Linked DNA regions of Homo sapiens: region 2 is linked to region 1. Evidence: chromatin loops called from intact Hi-C (ENCODE). Cell type or tissue: Caco-2. All regions are shown on one strand.

Region 1 (8,000 bases):
GATAAGCCCTAAATAGGCATGCGTAAATACACACGGACATACTTATACTAAAAGAATGATTTGCTGAAATAATTTACCTGCAATTCGAATTAAATTGTGCACCCTGTATTTTTATTTGCCAAATCTGGCAACTGTAACACAAACACACATTTAGATTCACATGCACAGACCCATGCAGAAACACACAAGCACAGACACCCAACGATACACACAAACACATACACACCCAAGACCTAGTTTCTTTTAACAGATCCTGCCAAGACCAAACTGGCCATTAGAATCGTAGTTCTAGCTTTCCCCTGGAGAGCTGGGGAGATGCCAAGGTGAGAGGGAGTGATGAAAGGACTGGTGTGGCTTGGGAAGGAGGCAGGAGGATGAATCTCTGCTCACAGTGGTCCTGTGTGGTGGGGCAAAGGGGAGCCCCCTTCTGCAGGCAGGGATGTGAGGAGTTGCTTTAGAGAAAGGATACCTCCCCCAAGACACACACAGACACATATACACACACATGCACAATCTTACTTCAGCATTTGGAATCACATCAGTCACCGTGAGCAATTTCTTCTGCATGATTTTGTAAACAGGTTCAAGCTCCAGAGAGAAGCTTTTCCCTCTAGAAATCTGTGATGCTGAGTTTACAAGTATCCTTGGCAATGAATGATGGGGTGGGCTTGGATGAAATTCTACCTCAGTTTAGGGAGCTACCGTGTAGCCCCGAGTTACAGAGCTGGTGGGGAATTCCTGACTCTACTTTCCTTGCTGCCCCTCACCCCATGACCCTTTTCCAAGACACAGCCACAAATATTGACTAAGTTCACCTCAGAACAGTCTCAATCTGCCTTTTGCTCTTCATTCCCATGGTCATGGCGCTCCTTAGACCCCTGTGATCTTTCACCTGGATGTTGACCTCAGCCTCTTCCCCCTCACTTCCAACCTGCCAACAAATTTATCTTCTGAGATGTTACCAGAATGAGGCGTCCAGTGTACAGGTTTGATCATGGTTCTCTCTCTCTTAAAATCCTTTGATGGAGGTCAGTTTTCTCCACAATGAACATGAGCATGGCCTCTAAGACCCTTCAATATCAGAACCCATTCCAACCTCAGTTCCCATCTTTTCACCTCAGACATTCTGTCTGGCCACAACAAAATGAATTCATTTTCCCACAAACATCCAGCCAATTACATGGCTTAGCCTCTCTCAGCATTCTCTAGGCATGGAGCATCCTTCACCGCCTCCCTTGCCTAGTGAATTAATTATCCTTCAGATCTACTTCAAATATCCTCTCCAACCCCATCCCACACTGCCTCCCAGTCCTGTGGAATTAGACACTCACTCCTCTGTGCACCCACAGCGTTTGCATACACTTCTTTCTCACTTACCATTATAGTTATTTATTGACATTTGCAAGTGCCTCTCCCCCACAAGCTTGTGAGCTCGTCTGGGGCTGTGGTTAATTCTTATTCATATATGAACCACCAGTGTCCAAGATCGTGCCTGCCACAGAAGACGGTCTTAGGAAGGGATGTTGTTGGTAGAATTTTACTGGTAGCAATGTGCATTGGAGTTCATGGAAGAGGATTTGGAATCAAAGAGACCAAGATTCAAATCCAGCAAACTCCATTTATTAGCTCCAAATTGCATAATATCTCTATAGCAAGGCAGAATAATGCCCCGTCCCATCAAAGATGTCCATGTTCTAATTCTTGGAACCTGTGAATATGTTGCATACATATCAGAGAGAAATTTTGATTGCAGATCAAATTAAGGTTGCTAATCGGCTGACCTTAAGGTAGGGGGCATATCCCAGGTTATCTAGGTGGGCCCAAAGTCATCTCAAATTTCCTTATAAGTGAGAGATGGAGACAGAATTGAGGATTAGAGTGATGCGATGTGAGGACTCAACCCACCATTTCTGGTTTGAAGATGGAACGGGTCACAGGCCAAGCAATGTGGGCCGCCTCTAGAAAGCTGGAAATGATACAGACACAGAGTCTCCCCAGAGAGCCTCCAGAAAGGGATGCAGCCCTGTCAACATCTTGATTTTAGTCTGGTAAATTCCATTGCAGACTTTTGACCTCCAGAATTATAAATGAATGAATTTGTGTCTTAAGACATTATGTCAGAGGTAATTTGTTACAACAGTGATAGGAAATGTATACCAGCACTAAACCTGTCCCTTCTTTGGCAAGGAAGCCAGTAATGGTCCCAGTTACCCAGGATGGTGGTGAGAACCATGTAAACTAAGCATGTGGTGCCTTGGCACAGTGCTTTGCACAGGATAAAGGCAGTGGTCAAAGCAGCAGCTACAGTAGTAGTAGTTCTAGGAATAATAATATTATTGCCATTTAAGGTAGTTGGGGAGGTCAGTTGGGAGTTCAAAGAAATACCCTATAAGAAGCAATCTGAGTCTCGCAGGAGAGGGCAGTGGGTCCCAGGGAAGACATGAAGGTGGCCATACTGACTAGGGGGATTCAGGAAAAGGAGGTGGGTGTCAACTGTTGAAGATACCCCCGCTCTGTCACAGAGAAGCTGCACAAGCCTAGGTGAGTTAGGGAGCTTGGTCCCATCCCTTCCCTCCCCTTTGAAACATCCTGGCCAATCCTATACTGTTTTTTGTGTGTTTGTTTTGTTTTATTTTTATTTTTTATTTTTATTTGAGATGGAATCTTGCTCTGTTGCCCTGGCTGGAGTACAATGGCATGATCTCAGCTCACTGCAACCTCTGCTTCCCGGATTCAAGTGATTCTCCTGCCTCAGCCTCCCAAGTGGCTGGTATTACAGATGCCCACCACCATGCCCAGCTAATTTTTGTATTTTTAGTAGAGACAGGGTTTCACCATGTTGGCCAGGCTGGTCTCGAACTCCCGACCTCAGGTGATCCACCAGCCTGGTCTCCCAATGTGCTGGGATTACAGACGTCAGCCACCAAGCCCGGCCTCCTGTACCCTGTACCACTTTATAATGTTGGCTGGGACAAGTGGCCAGGGACAGAGTGGGGACAGGTCAGCATTCTGAGAGTCCTGAGGACAAGGCCTCTAGGCCCTTTTCCTTCCATTCTGGATGTCTCCTGGAGACTCCAGAGAAGCCCATCTTCACCAGTGTAGCTGAGACCTTTGGCTAAGCAAGAACTGCTTTTGAGGCTGGGAACCTGGGTTTAGATCAGGTGAATCTGTTTACTAGCAGATGCCCCTGGACAAGGCAGCTTCTCAGAGCCTGGAAGACGATGGGACCAGATCTATGGTTTTCAGTCTATGTTTCTCAGGGGATTCCTCAGGGGCTGTCATTGTGGGGCCAGGTCCAAAGAGAGTCCTTGGGCTCCTGCTTGCCAATGTCACCCCAGCACCTCTGCGTTTGCCTTTTATGGAGATCAGAATTTCACACAGGCTTTGGTTTGGGCATTGGGGGAGTTGTGGGAAAACAAAAAACAAACAAACAAACAAACAAACAAACAGCTTTGAAAACCACCAGAGAGATCATCATTTCCAGCTTAAAGTTGAATGATATTTGGCCCAAGCACACAATGAACATAGGTTTTATGATGGGAGAGGCAGGAAGAATCTTTTGAGGGGTTGATTAACACTGCCTCATGTCAGAGAACAGAAGGTCTATTATTAGGAGAAAACAGACTTTCTTTTCAACTGGCTTCTGTCTGGAGGTCCCGCCATCTGGTGGAGAATCCTCCCTAGAATGTGGACAGCTGTGTGTAGACCCACCTGCCGTGGGAGTAACAATGGCTCAGGCCAGTCCTCCTTCCCCACCATGTGGGAGAGCTGGCAGGTTACCAATGCCTGGCCTCCCACATCCGGCAGCTCCAGGCCTGTGTCCTGCCCAGGTGTGTTTCCCATTTAGAAAGTGAGATCTGGAGCTCTGATTCTCAGCCCTGACTGTACATCTGATCACCCAGAGAGTTTAAAAAGTTTGATGCTCAGGTCTTCAAGTTTCAGACTTATAAAATCATTATCTCTGGGTATGGGACAGGAGGGTGGGCTATCCAGCAAGAGACTGCTGACTCCCCGAGGGGCCAAGCCTGCAGCCCCGGAGATGCCCTGGAACCCTCTCTGCAATGGCAAAACATGAACTATATCACCACTCCCCTTCTCACTCCAAATTCTAAAATGACTATGGCTGTGATTTTGCAGGGTGTCATCGGCTACGCAACTCATCATAGCAGCCTGTAGCTCAACAGGTGAAAAGTCTCCCTTCATTTCTCAATGATTTTTCTCCTATGATCATTTTACTGGAGAAGTTGTTCAGCTTGGTCTTTTGAGACAGCTCAGGATCTTACATATGATATGTTTCATGGTTGTCATAAAGATGAATGCCCTTGAAGCCTGCCTTTATTTGAGTGAGAGGTGCTGAGTACGTTGAATAACAATAAACCACATTACATATTGTTATTATTGCTCAGCAGGAAAAGAACTATCTGTACAGGGAAATAAGCCAAGTTTCATTAGTCAGCTCACCTATCATGCATTTGAAATAAACCTGGTGTGTATTCTTCTTAATATGACATCTGAGATTAGAAGTCGGTGTCAAAGTCAAACACCAGGAGAAAACAAAGACAAACACAGCTCTCTGGAAGGCTCCATTCTCATTAGAGTTTGCCCAAACATTTGGATGACTTGGTTATTTTTTAGCTCGTGGCTTTACAGATAAGCTAACTTTTAACCAGACAAAAACACATCATGTGTCAACCTTTGGACGTGACTTTACAGATGGGCAGGGGTGTTTAAGTCCAGGTAGACTCTGCAGATACTCCTTAGCTGAGTTTTTAGTAGACTGTTCAGCTCCCAGTGTCACAGTACTTTTGTCTTCTTAGCCATAGAAAGCTTTGTTAATTTGGTCTTGCTGTCTTTTCCCATCTTCTGTCTTGGCTCATTTGGAGGAGTTACTGAGCAATAGAGTGGATGAAAAGAGCAAGGAAAGGAGGCAATGAGGGAGGTGGAGGTGGAGGTTGAAGAGAAAGAACAATTGACAAGCCCCTGCTGTAGTTCACATTCATGCTTTGCAGAAGTTAATCCCATTTGAAATCTCATAATAGCCCTGCAAGGTATCCCCATTCTCACAAGCGGGATCTTGCTGAACCCTAAGCTCCAGGAGCAAATCTGGTTTTGCTCCTCAGTGTACAAGAGGTCCTCAAATAAAATTGTTTTGTTCAATGTTATTTTGTTATAACATTGATGAGAACAAAATCTGATTCTTGGCCAGGGCCACTGTATATGTGGAGTTGGCACATTCTCCCCATGCCTGCGTGGATTTTCTCCAGGGCCTCAGGTTTCCTCCCGCATCCCAAAGATGTGCACGTCAAGTACTTTGACGTGTCTCTTTTGTCCCAGTCTGATGGAGTGTGGATGCGTGTGAGTGCACCCTGCAATGGGGATGGCGCCCTGTCCGGGGCGGGTTCCTGTCTGGTGCCCTGAGCTGCCAGGAGAGGCTCCAGCCACCTGAGACCCGGAACTGGAATATGTGGGTAAATAATTATCTACTTGTTTTTATGAACCTTTCTTAGATGTACATTTCACTCACATTCATTTCAGTGTTTAATATTAGAAGTGTTATTAATATCCCTTAATAAGAAGTTTGGGGATATTTTTGTGACCAGAAATATGCCATAGGAACTTCACTCCTGTTTATCTAACTTAGGCTGTGCTAAAATTGATTTTGTTGTATGTTGTTTCACTTAAAATCACAGTTTCCAAGAACCTATTGATGACATTAAGTGAGGACCTAGCCCATCAGGGGAGGTTGAATGACTTGCTGAGGGCAGTAGAGCCAGCGATAGAGCCAGGCTTTGACCCCTGGCCTGTCTGATGCTCAAAGCACTTTGCACATTGGTCCACAGTGACTGTGATCCAAACATCTGTGCTTCCCAGCCAGGACTTTGCACTGGACAGTCATGGGCATCTGTTTTGAGCTGTGGAGAATTAGGCCACAGGTGCTCCTTCTGAGCTGCAAGGCTTTACTCAGCCGAGTGTGTCTGTGTGCATTTTCAAGAGCCTGTCTTACTGTGGATGAGAATGGAAACTATGGCAGTGGAATGCCCTCCTTCTGCTTGCCTGCCCCCTTCACCAAGCACACATCTGTACTATAGTGGTATTTCCGCCTCTGTAAGAGCATGTGACATCTCAGTACAAGTTGAACTGAGTCTTGACTCCCAGTGTTTTGAGGCATTCCCAGCTGCTACCAAGTGGTGCAAGATGAAGGTGGGGCAGGCTCAGCAGATGGGAAGATACTGCCAGAGAGGCTACCCTATTGCTTCGCATATGTTTGTGTGTTTTATTACCTTTATTATCTCACAAGTAACCAGTGCAGATTGAGAGAAAGTTAGGCAATATAACTGAATTCAGAAATCATGAACAAATAGACAATTATGCAATATGTAGCCAAAGAAAGATTAAAAATATAGAAAGGAAGTCAATGCCGGCTCTTTGCATGGAGCTCTAGGCTACATTGAGTTAATTTTTAATGAAAAGAGAAAATCTAGAATAACTCAATAATTCTCAGCTTTTTCCTCCATGATGTATGTATCTTTTTTTCATTAGTAAACTATGGTCCTGTCCTGAAACCCTAAAATAAAAATATAGTGAGTAATTTTTTAAATAAATAGATACATTGCCAACAATGCCACAATTTAGAGTAATCACACTAGAGATTTGGAGGAATATAATTTCAGGTGTGTGTGTGTATGTGTGTGTGCAGGTGCATGTGTGTGCATCTACTCTTACAAGTATGGCATAAAAGTATATACTGCATATTTTTAACTGAAATATTACTTTGTTGTAGAAATACAATTATGCAATCTTTACAAGTTTTTCTCTTTAAGAACATGACATGGGCAGCCTTGCCATTTATTTTTCTTCTTTTATGCCTCTCAGGAAAAAAATTTAGTTTCTTTAGAAAAGTCTAACACATTTCTGATTAAATTTAATCTTCAGAATTCTGTTTGTGTGGTTATTGTGTAGCTTTTCTGTTTTATTGTCTAACAGGTTAATGATGGTGTAGTTGATTTGTAGGGAGGCTATGTAACTTTTTTATTATTTATAACTATCTTACTGAACTCTCCTATGAATTCTAATATTTTTTTCAGGCAATTCTCATATGTTTATATTTTCTGAAAATAGTGGTAAATTGTCTCTAATAGTTATAGTTCTTATTAAATTTTCTATTCAATTGCATATCTTAGCACTCTCAGAACAAGATTGCCCGATAGATGCAGGTGATGGTGGGCACGTGTATTTCATGCTTGATTACGTGTCTCTACTGTTTTAGTGTTAAGCATAATGCCAAGTATTTGATCTAGAAATAAATCTTCATGATCTTTGACAAGATTTTTTTATTTTAAAACTCAAGAATGAAAACTGAATTTTATCAAATGTCTTTGGGCATCTAATAGGGTGATTTTATGTTTTTGCCCCCTCCTTTATTCTGTTAATGTGATAGTTACATTAATGATTTCTGACGAGAACATATTTTTCAGATAAATTCCAGAGTGGTATGGGGGATGAGTAGGTGAGAAGGAATCAGAGGGGAAGTGGGAGCTGGAATAAGGACTACATTTTTCCAGACGAAGGAAGGGTCATCTCCGGAGAGTACTGGCCTTAGAAGGTAATGAAGTTGGAGGAAGAATATCACCATGGTGTCAGAAACCCCTCAACGGGATTCCTCATGTGTGATATGTTTATATTTTTAGTAAAGTAACCAGGTAAAACAAATTTCAGAACATTCTAAAAATAAATAAGGAAAATGATTTTTTTGTGGAAAAACGAGAAGAGGAAAAGGCTTACAGTTTGTTGTGACCGGCCCTAGATGGCTGGTGAGAGGCAGTGAGGAGGCAGAAGCCCAAATAAATAAGGCCTGGGATTTACAAGAACTGCTTCGTGTTGCTCCATATTCAGGACTGGAGTCCAGATTCCTGAGAAACAGGGAAGCCCTAACTGATGTGTGGGTTACAGAGAGATTTTCTAATGTTAAGCCATCCTTGCATTTCACAGCTAATTTTGCT
Region 2 (8,000 bases), 320 kb before region 1:
CCTTGTTTTGCTGGACCATCTGAGACAGATGCTGGCAGGCACATTTATTGAGAGCTAATGTGTCTGAAAATGTTATTAGGTGACTATCACACTTAGCTGATAGTTTGGTGAGTCACAGAATTCTAGGCTAGAAATAGCTTTTATTTAGACTTTTGAAGGTTTTGCTCCATTGCTTATAGGTTCTAGCACTTCAGTTGTGAAGTCCAAAGATCTTCTGATTCTTTTGTTTTCTTTTTCTTTTTTTGAGCTGGAGTATTGCTTTGTTACCCAGGCTGGAGTGTAGTTGTATGATCTTGGCTCACTGCAACCTCCACCTCCCAGGTTGAAGTGATTCTCCTGCCTCAGCCTCCCAAGTAGCTGGGATTACAGGCGACTGCCACCATGCCTAGCTAATTTTTGTATTTTTAGTAGAGACGGGGTTTTGCCATGTCAGCCAGGCTGGTCTTGAACTCCTGGCCTCAAGTGATCTGCCAGCCTCGGCCTCCCAAAGTGCTGGGATTACAGGTGTGAGCCACCACACTTGGCCTTCTTTTTAGTATTTTTTTTTACTCACAGAATCTGATTCTTGATCCTTTGATGTGACTTATTTTTTTCTCTGGAGGCTTTATTGGATCTTTTCTTTGTTGTCAGTGTTCTGAAATTTCAGGAAAATGTTATACGTTTGTGGAGTCTTTTGACATCCATTGTGCTGGGCAGGATATTTTTCTCTGATTGTTTCTTGGATAATCCCCTCTTCTGTGTTTTTCTGGGTTTCCTGTTTCTTGAATGACTTTATTTTGGTTTTGAGACTTCTGGGTTAGTCTTCTCGTGGCATTTCTTAATACTGATTTTCATTCTCTCTTTGTAAATCCTATTTCTTGAAAGATCCTTTGTATTGATTTCCGTTGCTGCCAGAAAACATTACCACATACCTGGAGGCTTAAAAGAGCCCTCCTTTATTATCTTACAGCGTTTGTGAGTCAGAAGTCTGGGCCTCACGTGGCTCAGTTGGGTCCTCTGCTTAGGGCCTCACAAGATGGAAGTCAAGGTGTTGGCTGGCTTAGCTCTTATCTGAAGGCTCTGGGAAGAATCTGCTTCCAAGCTCACTCAAGTTGTTGGTAGAATCCAGTTCCTTGTGATTGTATTAGGTTGGAGCAAAAGTAATCGTGGTCTTTGCCATTTAAAAGTAATGGCGGCCAGGCGTGGTGGCTCATGCCTGTAATCCCAGCACTTTGGGAGGCCGAGGAGGATGGATCACCTGAGGTCAGGAGTTCAAGACCAGCCTGGCCAACATGGCAAAACCCGTCTCTATTAAAAATATAAAAATCAGCCGGGTGTGGTGGCATGTGCCTGTAATCCCAGCTACTCGGGAGGCTGAGGCAGGAGAATCGACTTGAACTTGGGAGTTGCAGGTTGCAGTGAGCCAAGATCGTGCCACTGCACTCCAGCCTGGGCAACAGAGCGAGACTCCATCTAAAAATAAAAAGTAATGGCAAGCCAGGCAAGGTGTCTTATGCCCGTAATCCCAGTAGTTTGGGAGGCTGAGGCGGGTGGATCACTTGAGGTCAGGAGTCCAAGACCAGCCTGACCAACATAGTGAAACTGTGTCTCTACCAAAAATACAGAATTAGCTGGGCGTGATAGTGCATGCCTGTAGTCCCAGCTAGTTGTGGGGCTGAGGCAGGAGGATCATCTGAACCTGGGAGGTGGAGGTTGCAATGAAACAAGATTGTGCCACTGCCCTCCAGCCTGGGAGACAGAGTCTCAAAAAAAAAAAAAAAGAAAAAAAAAGAAAAAAAAGAAAGAAAAAGAGAAGTAGGTGTCCTAAACCAGGGCTAGGACAGGGTGCTTGACACAGGCTAAGAATCTGGCACTCCTCCCAATGAACATAGTTTCCATGTTTGCTCAATATTTATTTAGCTAACCATTAAGGGGACAGGATGGATTTTTCTCTTTTAAAAATTACATGAGCTGGGTGTGGTGGCACATGCCTATAGTCTCAGCTACTTGGGAGGCTGAGGTGGGAGGATCGCTTGAGCCCAGGAGTTCAAGTCCAGCTTGGACAAAATAGCAAGACCCTCTGTTTAAAAAAAAATTTCATATGTCTTTTCTTCAAATTTAAACCTAATTATTAGACTAAACTTATTATTAAACTAAATTATAAGACTAAATGTTTTAACTTATTTAGGAATATCTTTTATTTTATAATTTTTCCATTGCTCATACTTCTATAGCATTACTCATTTGACTAATGATGAATGATAACAAATACATATAGCTGTAAAATGTTAAAATATGTTTAAATTTTTTTTCTGACTATCATAGTGGCAAGTGATTTTTGTTTTTTTGGTAGACTTACCTTGTATTCCTTCAGTTTTATATTTTTCTGGATGGGACATCCTTTTGGGAGGTTTATTAAATGGTTACAACTTTTTTTTTTTTTTTGAGACAGAGTCTTGCTCTATTGCCCAGGCTGGAGTGCAGTGGTGCAATCTCAGCTCACTGCAACCCCTGCCTCCTGGGTTCAAGTGATTCTCGTGCTTGAGCCTCCTGAGAAGCTGGGATTATAGGTGCCCACCACCATGCCTGGCTAATTTTTGTATTTTTTTAGTAGAGACTTGGTTTCACCATGTTGGTGAGGCTGGTCTCGAACTCCTGACCTCAAGTGATCCACCCGCCTTGGCCTCCCAAAGTGCTGGGATTACAGGTGTTAGCCACCGTGCCTGGCCTAAAGGGTTACAATTTAAACAATAAAGTGGAACCCTCATTATTTGTCAACAGCACCACATCAAACATCACTGGGGGCCAGGAATTCTGCTGATGTTGTTCTCATTGTAGGACTGCCAGCCTATTCACTTTCATCACTGACAGAGAGGCCAAAAGTGGCACCATGCAATGGGCACATGGGAGGATTGCTTTTCAAATGTTTACTTCCACTTTGAGGGAATCCGGGAGAACAAGACCAATTATAGTTTGCCAGTAAGGTAAGAAAATAAATGTAGAAATCCGAGCCAACTGGCACAATATTTCCTCCTATTTCAGTGATATCTTGGTGCTTATTATGGGTTGGCCACCAGACAGGCTTGTCCCTTGATCTAGTTATGCCCTCAGCCTCTGCACTGGCCACCTTTCCTTCCTGGTACCCAGTATCCTGATAGTCTGTCTCCTGCACCCCATGACACAGCTCTCAGTGTCTTCATTCACACTCAGGTACAAGTGTCTGATAATAGCATAAAGAATTCTATCATGCTCAGGGTCAGGTTCCAGCCCCAGCTGAGGGCTGAGGGGAGTGGGTGGATGTAGGGCAGGGAGCTGGAAGAACACTTGAGAGACAGCAGGTAGATGGGAGATGGCTTTATTCAGCAGCTCCTTCACAGAGTCAGTGTTACATTTATGCACCACACAAACAATAGTGCCTGAGAGCCAGGTGATGAGCTTCTCTATGTTATGTCTACATGCTTATGATTATATAAACATGGGACTGTGTGCCTGCACCACAAACCTGCTGGATCATCCAAGCTGTTTACCTGGGCCTATGCCTGCTGCCCTGTGCCTGCTTGGCTGCAGCACAGCCATGTTCCTTACACTACACCCCCTAGGCCGAGGGGATCCTCTTGGTGGGGACCCCTGCATATACAGCAGCACCCTGGACCCACAGGCCACAGCAACAATACAGAGAGCAAAAACCTACCACTAATATTCCTGCTATGCTACCTATGATTATGAGAGCCCAACATAGGCCAGAGCCCAGAGATGCCCACCATCTCTGAAGGGGGTCGTCAGTAAGGTGCTCAATCACCTTAATCTCCTGTGACACCCTTTGTAAAGCTGCTGTTATGTTCCGGTGGTTGTCAGGTATAAATGTACAACGTTGTGTCCCTACAAGGGCACAGGTGCCACCTTGGGTAGCTGTGACTGTGTCTAAAGCCATCTGGTTTTGTAGCACCACCTTCCTGATCTGATCAACTTCATCAGTTAACAAAAGGAGAGCAACTCAGGTGTCATTCAGAGCACGAGCTGTGTGCTCTGCAAAGGCTGTAACCTGCTTTTCTACAGTAATGACTTTTACTCCAGGGATAGTTATTGCTAAGGGATAGAACCACCAGGGGGCCCCCTGCCCTCGCAAAAAGCGGGAATGCAGTGCCTCCTAATAATGCCAGCAACTAGGCAATGGGGGAAACACAGTGGCAGGCACATTGGGCCACCCCAGGTACAACATCTGGTCCAACTGGATGGCAGACATGGCCATCCTGTGTCCCCACAGACCCATAAACTCCCAGGGGGCACGAAGTCCATGGGGGGGGCCCAGCCTTGGTAAGGCTGCTTGTTCCACCACACCCTTGGTGTGGTGACATGTGTTGTGTTTGCACAAACCTCAGTAGGCAGCCATCCCACAGTGACTTTTCCCCGGTGCTGCTCTATGCATTGTGGCACCTGCGATGGGGGCACCACGTGATCTCCTATTAGCCAGCCCCATCCATCATGGACACTATGAGTCAGCCAGGGGGCAGGCTTGCCATGGTTTTGCAACACCCCTGTCCAAAGCCCGCTGTGTTGCATCCCACCCATTGTCCATGGGATCCCAAGTCTCTAGTGATGTTCAGTTCTGCACAGAAGCTGGATGCACGTGACAAGGCAAGCTGTCCGCAGCTGCTGCTGGGAGGGCAGTGCAGATGCAACAGTTGGAGACATTGGTCACCTCAGTGTAGGCGTGGGCCCAATCCACAATGCTGTTGGAGCATGCCAAACTACAGCTGGAACAACAAAGCAGGCACAGGTACTAACAGGGACAAATCACGTCCCTCAGGCAAAATACAGGCCAACTTTTCATCTCTGGATAACAATGTAGCCGTCAAGGGCTTCTGCCCTGGGCTATGATACCACACCTTCTCAGCTCCCCATGGTTCTTTTGGGTCCTGTACCCGTGCCAAAATCAAAGGGGAGCTCATAATAGGCCACACAGACAGTACATATGTCCCCCAGAGAAGGGTCCCTTCCCTGGCTGGTTTCTCGGGAAACATCTTAGACCACACAAAGGAAAGCTCTAGCGTGCATGTGCCAGATAACATTATGAATCACCTTCTTTGACCACTTCCTGACTCCTTAATCTGCCTTGCTGCTAACCTTCCAAAATCCTGTTTTTGATGCCTTTTCTTCCGTTTTCATCTTGGCCCCTCTGGGTTGAGTGCTTGACTCTATTTGGCTTCTGTCGGCAGTAATTCTGACTCTTCTCTCTGGCCAAGCTCCCTCAGGTGAGGACCCTTCCTGCTTTCACTTGACCTCCTAGTTTGGCTTTTTCAGGCCTGGGAGTGGGGTCTGGGCAGTATGTGAAGCCAAGCCAGGATATGCATAGAGAGCCCATGCTAGGGTAATGCATTAAGAATCTGTTTAAAAGACCATTGGCTTATCTCCTGGACAGCTAAACCCACAGTGATATATACTGTTAGAGCCTTCCAACATCCATCTCCCCACCCCTTTGTTTTAACATCAGAGTCACTATATAACTGGGGCAGAGAGTGGAGCAGTGAGGAAGAGAAGGATACTCTGACAGCAAAATTTAAGACTACATTTCTAGGTATGGCCATATGACTTAGTTCCAGCCAATGATATGTAAAGAAGACTCATTAAAAGGGGACCAACAACTAAGGAAGTGTTTTTTTTTCTTCTTCCTCTTTGGAATAAAGGCATGATGGCTGGAGCTGCAGTAGCCATATTGGATCAAGAGGATAGGTACCATGTGCTGAGGACAGTAAAGTATAAAGATAAACTCAGGTTCCTCATAGCTTAATGATGCCACCAAATCTTCTTAGACTATCTTTAGACTTATTTTATGTGAGAGAATAAACCTCTATGGGTTTAAGCCATTGTCACTTTTGGATTTCTGTCATATGTTGTAAAACCTAAGCTAATCATATATACTAACACCTTCTCTTTTCCTACTTTTATCTTGTTGCCACCTTCAAAAAAAGAGAGGAGTATTTTATTAATGATGGCAACCTGTGGTTTTGGATTGCTTTTCTAAGCGGTTGCTGCCACCATTGCTGTTGAAGCAAAAGTGAAGCACATTGTTTTGGTACAGTTGTAATACTCCCTGTGGCCACAGACTCCAAATCTCAGGTACTTAAGACATTGACATCTACTAGAAATATGTAAGTATTAGTCCTTACCTCCACTCTGTACCCGTGGTGGTGTGTCCTGTGTGGAAAATGTGCATACAGTCTTTGCATACAAGTTTCTGAATCACTTTTTCAAAGTCATTGTGAAAACATATGATCTTTAGTGGGATTCCTGGGTGTTAGCTGAGAACGTTCAGCCTATTGTTCAGATTCATACTTCCCTTGGCCCCCAACTTTTTAATATAAAAAATATTCAAAAATATATAAAAGTTGAAAGAATGTTACAATTCATATTCATATCCTCACCACCAAGTGTCAATAGTTGTTAATATTTTGTTATTTCACTTTATCTGTATACCCACACAGATTTAAAGCTAAATCTGTATCTAGAGTGACACTGTTTTTGGTTATCCATTTGAAAGTGAGTTGCGGACATCATTTTTTCACTATTAACGTATCCTGAATTTCCAAATTGTGTTCTACGTGGTCATGAGAGTGCCAAAGGCAGATTCCTAGGTGTTTTCAGCCCAAGAGTATGTGTGGCTTAGAAGCCCTTCAGCCTCAATATGGGCCATATCAGGAAGGATGCTTTGGGACTGTTACAAAGTGTATAGCAAAGATACTTGAAAAAAAGAAACCTGTACTCTTTTTGTTGTTGTTGCTGGTGTAGGGAAATATCTGCTTTGTTCCTAAAATACTGTAAGTTCAGCAAAATTCCACCAAATCAGTTTGAAAATATCTGAGCGATGATGTTGACTACTGGTTATTTCTGGAAAGCCTTTATTTATTCATTTATAATTTTAAAAAAATTAAAAAAAATTTTAGGTTCAGGGGTACATGTGCAGGTTTGTTATATAGGTAAATTGCGTGTCACAGGGGTTTGGTGTACAGATTATTTTGTCACCCAAGTAATAAGCATAGTACCCAATAGGTGGTTTTTCAGTCATCTCCCTCCTCCCACCTTCCATACTCGCATAGGCCCTGATGTCTCCTGTTCCCTTCTTTGTGTCCATGTGTACTCAATGTTTAGCTCCCACTTACGTATGAGAACATGCGGCATTTGGTTTTCTGTTCCTGCATTAGTTCACTTAGGATAATGACCTCCAGCTCCATCCATGTTGTTGCAGAGGACGTGGCCTTGTTCTTTTTTTTAAGGCAGTGTAGTGTTTCATGGTGTATATATACCACATTTTCTTTATCCAGTGTACTGTTGATGGGTATTTAGGTTGATTCCATGTCTTTGCTATTGTGAATAGTGCTATGATGAACATATGCATGCATGTATCTCTATGGTAGAATGATTTATATTCCTTTGGGTATATACCCAGTAATAGGATTGCTGGGTCAAAGGAAATTTCTGTTTTAAATTCTTTGAGAAATCACCACAGTGCTTTCCATAACGGCTGGACGAATTTTCATTCCCACCAGCAGTGTATAAGCACTCCCTTTTCTTTGTAACCTTGTCAGCATCTGTTATTTTTTGACTTTTTAATAATAGCCATTCTGACTGGTGTGATTTGCATTTCTCTAATGATTAGTGATGTTGAGCATTTTTTCATGTGCTTGTTGGCTGTGTATGTATCTTCTTTTAAAAAGTGCCTGTTCATGTTCTTTGCTCTCTTTCTTATGGGTTTTTTGTTGCTTGTTAATTTAAGTTCCTTATAAATTCTGAATATTAGACCTTTGTCAGATGCATAGTTTGCAATATTCTTTCCCATTCTGTAGGCAGACTGTTTACCCTGTTGATAGTTTTTCTCTGTGCAGAAGCCCTGTAGTTTAACTAAGTCCTATTTGTCAATTTTTGTTTTTGTTGAAATTGCTTTTGGTGTCTTTGTCATGAAATTTTTGCCAGGGCCTATGTCCAAAATTGTATTTCCTAGATTATCTCCCAGGGTTTTTACAGTT

What was found. Hi-C counts contacts between places; a loop is a spot of excess contacts. Peaks named below come from ENCODE experiments on the same cell type or tissue, not always from the same donor. Only the 100,000 strongest peaks of a DNase experiment are listed, where the experiment ranks them.
Region 2: a loop joins it to region 1, with 2.6 times the contacts of the local background. A loop is called at or near these places in 2 of 110 quality-filtered maps.

What each region holds. Positions count from the first base shown.
Region 1 is chr7:36,791,195-36,799,194 of GRCh38, forward strand. No RefSeq gene overlaps it. Among named protein-coding and RNA genes, the nearest start is that of AOAH, 71 kb to the left of the region's middle. In Caco-2, no CTCF peak of the experiment used is centred here; DNase peaks (open chromatin) are centred at 3,717, 4,707 and 6,197.
Region 2 is chr7:36,469,469-36,477,468 of GRCh38, forward strand. No RefSeq gene overlaps it. Among named protein-coding and RNA genes, the nearest start is that of ANLN, 84 kb to the left of the region's middle. In Caco-2, a CTCF peak has its summit at 4,082 (motif pointing right); a DNase peak (open chromatin) is centred at 4,095.